Regions from separate parts of the Homo sapiens genome. Here region 2 is linked to region 1. A link is an interaction called in ENCODE POLR2A ChIA-PET data of the cell type or tissue named here. Cell type or tissue: Panc1. All regions are shown on one strand. Each heading gives the region's core, and the rest is flanking DNA. Links, peaks and the distances in the headings are about the cores only.

The links. Peaks named below come from ENCODE experiments on the same cell type or tissue, not always from the same donor. Only the 100,000 strongest peaks of a DNase experiment are listed, where the experiment ranks them.
Region 2: POLR2A ChIA-PET joins it to region 1 with 16 read pairs; 2 of 35 experiments call an interaction of 5 or more read pairs at or near these places.

The regions. Positions count from the first base shown.
Region 1 is chr6:147,062,156-147,064,972 of GRCh38, reverse strand. The region is part of intron 5 of STXBP5-AS1 (STXBP5 antisense RNA 1); the gene reads left to right. Among named protein-coding and RNA genes, the nearest start is that of LUADT1, 95 kb to the left of the region's middle. In Panc1, for the core only: no CTCF peak of the experiment used is centred there; a DNase peak (open chromatin) is centred at 1,262; H3K27ac peaks cover 721 bases.
Region 2 is chr6:147,293,657-147,296,473 of GRCh38, reverse strand. All of the region lies in intron 9 of STXBP5 (syntaxin binding protein 5), which reads right to left. Among named protein-coding and RNA genes, the nearest start is that of STXBP5-AS1, 90 kb to the right of the region's middle. In Panc1, for the core only: no CTCF peak of the experiment used is centred there; no DNase peak of the experiment used is centred there.

The DNA.
Region 1 (2,817 bases), core at 41-2,540:
GTTGTGGTCTTCCTCCAGAATCCTGTACCCCTTATCCCTACCACCCATCAAAAACTCACCTTTGAATCAGTTACAGAATTAATCTTCAAAAATAAGAATTTGATCATATTATGGTAGGGAAAATAAATAGCATGTTTAAAGCTGTGGGTGTATTATAATCAAGACACATTTTGGGGTAACCTCAGGGAGTTGTCTATGGCTGGATATTGGGTTCTGCAGATGAGGCCAGAAAGGCACTGGGGGAATGGATCAAGACGTCTCCGACACCACTCTCTAAATAGGGGGTCAGCAAATGTTTCCTTTTTTTTTTTTTTTTTCTGAGACAGAGTCTCGTGCTGTCACCAGGCTGGAATGCAGTGGTGCGATCTCAGCTCACTGCAACCTCCGCCTCCCAGGTTCAAGTGATTCTCCTGCCTCAGCCTCCCGAGTAGCTGGGACTACAGGCACTCGCCACCGTGCCCAGGTAATTTTTGTATTTTTAGTAGAGATGGAGTTTCACCATGTTGGCCAGGATGGTCTCAATCTCTTAACCTCGTGATCCGCCTGCCTAGGGCTCCCAAAGTGTTGGGATTACAGGCATGAGCCACCACGCCCGGCCAGCAAATGTTTCCTTTTAAGTGGGGCTTTGTGGGCCATGTACAATTTCTGTCCCATCTTATCTTATTTTCTCCATCCTTTAAGATGTGAGGAGCATTCTTAGCTGCACACCTTGCACAAACAGGTCATGGGCTAGATTTGGCCAGTAGGCCTTAGTTTACTAACTCCTGCTCTAGAGATTGGATATCATCTGTGGTGGTTAGCAGGCAATGAATGGTTTTCGGCAGGGAGTGCACCAATCAGAAGGGAACTGAACTTTCAGGTGAGACAGAGTGACACAAGGCCCTGCTCTATTTGGAACACTTTACTTTTCCTCTAAAGTGGTGATAGTGGAAGCCATGGGGTGGTGACCCCTCTGGCATCTTCAGCTCCCAGCACTTTCTCCAGCCAACCCAACCCACAAGGGAAGGGAACTGGACACTGTCTTAGTATAGATGAAGAAGTTGTTGATGCTGGGAAGTTCAGGGAATGCTTCCCAGTGGCAATGAGTCATTTAGTAGAAACTTATGAGAACAAGAGTTAAGAAGTTATACAAAAGGCAGAAGTGATGGTAGTTGCAAAGGTTCACAGGCACTAATGACCATGACTTGTCACTTTGGACTGATTTATTTTTAGCCACTTGAAACACCTAAGGAGATACTTAGTAGAATGCACCATACTGGGATATTTTCCTGTTGGCACTGAGAGAGATCAATGAGGAATCTGTCCTCACTATCTTTGGGTGAGCATGCTATTACACACTTCATTGGAATGCACTTGCTTTTTCCTAGAGTGTGGAACTCTCAATGTTAGTATTGTAAAAGGCAAAGTAATGTCCTTGAGCTATAACAATGAATACCTTGAGCTGTAACAATGAATGAAAGCAGAGGTTCTCACACTCTGCTTTCATTGAATGGGGTCTCGGTAGATGTATGTTGAGTGAATAACACATACATTCTGGAGTGGATGCTCATGGTAGATCTTGGTGTTCAGAATGCCTTGGCAGTTTGTCGCTGGGCTATATGGATTTATTCTTCTCTAAGTTGATTCTAGTGAGTTTGAAACGTCTTGTGATGCCACTAGGGAACCATATTTACAAAACTCATATTCAGTGTAGCCTTCTACCACTTTTGGTGGTTACCTTAATGAACGTTTCTAATATACATATGTTATATATAGAAATTCATGCTCTATTGCTCTTATTTATATACTATCATAAAAAGATGAACTTTAAATTCTATACTGAGAATTTCTCTAAATTTTATGTGTATTTCCTTAGGGGATGCAAAATAAAATTCTGTTTTGGGGTGTTCTGAATATGCTGGATTATCTCTATTATGTTTTATTTATTTAAATTTTTTAGAGGTAGAGTTTTGCTGTGTTGCCCAGGCTGGTCTTAAACTCTTGGCCTCAAGTGATCCTCCTGCCTCAGCCTCCTGAGTAGTTGAGACTATTAGCACATGCTACCATGCCTGGCTTATTATTTTTTATTGAGTCATAATTTATAAACCACAAAATACGTTTATGGAGTGGTTTTCCTTCAACTGATTCCTGGCAGAGTATTATTATCATATTTTTCATTTGTACTGACTTTTGTCATTTATAAACCATTTTACCCACATGGTCTCATCTGACCTTGCCGCAGGTACTGTTTCATGAATCTTACATGCCATAGCTTATAAATGCACCTTTAAAAATGTACCACTATGAAAGCAAAAAATAATTCTACTTAACCATGACAAAATACTTTGAGTCACTTATAAAATTTATTTTATGCCTCTTATAAATGTGCTTTGAATCTTCCCTTCAGCCATAGATGAATTCCCTAATTATTCCATGTGACTTATGACTTGAAGTGCCTCAAATAGGTGCATTATTATAGCAAATAGGTAAAAGAACTAGGTAATAGATCAAGGAAATTTACCTTGTTGCTACATCCCACATTAAATTCCTGAGTTCTCAGTCTGGAGGCTTCCATACCCAGGTTCAGCAGAGAGATGGCTTGAAACAGAGACTATGCATATAGCTAGGAAGAACTCTGGAGGTGGTGACAGAGACATTACCAAGTTCTCACCTTAGCAATTCCTTAGCTTTATACTTCTGGAATACCAGGGCAGCCCTAAGCAGCAACTTGGTCCCAAACACTGATGTGGAGTATTGAAAGCAACCATGCATGGTGATATGCACCTCAATTTCAGTTGCTAATATGGAAAGAGATGTGCATCTAATAACCACCAAGGG
Region 2 (2,817 bases), core at 85-2,584, 230 kb before region 1:
ATATGGGTGTTATGCTAGTTGGGTAGGGTGTGTTGGCTTTGGTTCTGGGTGGAGACATGATGTAGTCTCCATGCAATTTCTTCAGCTGTAATCCATGTCAGCCATGTCTGTGAGTGCCTTAGTGGCTTAGGTTGTAGACGTCTGTGGCAAGAGGAGTACAGCTTAGCCAGGTTTAGGCTTGATGGGCTGATTTTCAGGTTGACTTGGGGGGTGAACCTAGTAAAGGCAGGTTTGCTGAGCTTTTTTTTTTCCTACTGAAGGCACAGGTTCATGCCAGTTCAACTGGTTCAGGCACTCATCTGCCAGGTGAGGGTCTGCTGGGCTGTTTTTCCAGTCAGGAGCAAGGACATGTAGTACTGCAGCAGCCCAGGGCTGCCTCCCTCATTGTACAGGACCATCTGTTTTTTTTTGGGGGGTAGCATGCTGTATGGGTGTGGGCACCAGAGCCACAACTGTTCCTGGCCACAGGCACTGAGCAGCTGGGATCATGGCATTGTAGTCACCCATGTGAGCATGGTGGAATGACAGTGGAGCCTCAAGAGTGGACAAATGAAGTGGCTACTGGTCCCCTGAGCAGAGCACTCAAGCACTGGCTCCAATTTCAAGATGGCACCATACTATAGCAGCTTGGGTCATGGGGTGGTGAGGGTACACACATTGTTCATTCTCTGGAGCATTGCAGCTTCATGGAAATTCCTTGAGGCTCTACAAACTGGGCTCAGGGCCTATGAGTACTGTAGAATTCTATCAGAGAAGGACTGCATGTGCCTGCAGTGGTAATGGGGACTGTTGGGGGCCTATGGCTTACGTTTTCCCCACAAGGGGAAGTGCCTCCTGGCTCAAAGTGGGAGACAGGGCAGCAGAGTCAGGGTGTTTTGCTCCCCCTCTATGCCGTCATCCTGGGTTGCCATACTCCATGGGGAATTGGCCACTCGCTTTCTGCGCTCTATCACTTTCCTTCAGAGGCTCTAGTCAAATTTTAGTTGTCTGTTCTTTTTGGTCCTTTTGTGTGTGCGTGTGTGGGGGGGATGGTGATTAACACCAGGCACCTCTAGTCAGACGTCTTGCTCAAGGACCCAATATTCGCTTTTAGGTTCCATAATAAAGAGATGCTTTTCCCAAAGCTGGTAATTATTTGAATGGTGATCATTTCTGGAGAAAACTAACTCTTCTAATGCTCTGTAGCTCAAAACTCTAGAGTTCATCTGAGTACCTATTTGAACCCATCCAAAGTTGTTTCTTGTTGAAAATCTGGCCCCACTGACACCTTCTTATATAGTCTACTAGTGAAAAGAAAAGTGTAAAGTAGAAATGAAAAGAAACTAGAGTTATCAAACACCTATAATGTGCCAGACATATATTATTTCATTTAGTCCTTCATGAAGAATTTTGTAAAGTGGGAATTATTGTCTCTGTTTTATTAAGGTAAGGTAAAAAGGTCAGCGAGGTTAGGTAACCTACCAAAGATAATACAGTTAGTAAGTGGCAGAACTGGGATTTGGACCCCAGTCTAATAATCCAAATCACCAATTATTTCTACTAAATCAGGGACTTTCAAATATTTTAATAATGCCCCATAGGAAGAAGTGCATTTTACTTCATAATCCAGTATACAGACAAATATATACCACTGAATAAAATTTCATGAATCAATATTTACCCTTAAAATATGCAGTGCTCTCTATTTCCTATTCTAGTTTATAAGTTAGAAATTGATGGTCACAACTGGCAAAACTATTTTCACAACCCACTAATGAACCATCATATGTGATATCTAAAAATTTTTTTTGACATCAAAAAGGACTAAAATACTTTTTTAAATCACAGCCTTTCTCTTTCAGATAAATATGATTCTCAATTTAGGAAGGAATACTAGATTCTTCAGTTATAAAATTTGGTCAACCTTGCCACTTGTACACTTGCTTTGTGGAAGCACGATAAGTGAACAACTGCATTTTAGGTGTTTGTCAGAGGTAATCAAACATCTGAGACAACCAGTATGTGTGAGACATATACCAGTGGTGTATGTGACACAACTGGTATAAAGAGCACGTTACAAGTGCTTTATATATTTATCTAATTTTTTAACAACTCAATGAGGTAGGCAATATTATTATTCCCATCTTACAGATAAAGCAACAAGCAGAGAAGGCTTATTTGGTTTGCCTAAGATTACATAATGAGTAAACACCTGAGGTGGGATTCAGACCCAAGTAGTCTGACTCCGGAGTTCACACAACACTGTGCTGACTGCCATTCACCATGGGATTTCATACCTGATTCACATTAGTTTCTCAAAGAAACAACTTCAATGGAATTGACTTAACATTTAATTTCTAACTTCTTATAAAGAAAGAACTGGTTCCATAATAAAACTGCCACTAAAATACTTTATTTCCCTATGCTAGAGAACATCTGGTTTCTCCAGATCTAAGTTTTATTTGCTTTATCTCATCAGAAAATAAAAGCTATGTAACATCTCAATTCCATTTTTTGTCAGAATTTGCCTTTGCCTCAGAGTTAAACTAAGCACTTTTAATAGTTAGCTCTTTATCACTATCTTTTCAATACACCTGCCTATCTTCTTCTTCACATTCAGCACCACCATGCTTTCACTGAGGTGAATGTTTAATGTGGGTGACATATATTCAATAAACAATTTCATTACTAACGATATGTATGGGTTGTAGAAAGAAAAAGTACTGCATGTTTTGAGAGTATATTATTGGAGGACCTAACCTGGCCAATGAGGCTAGAGTATCTTTAAGGTTGCATATTTTTGCTGAGCCACAAAAGATGGTAGGGAATCCACCTCAA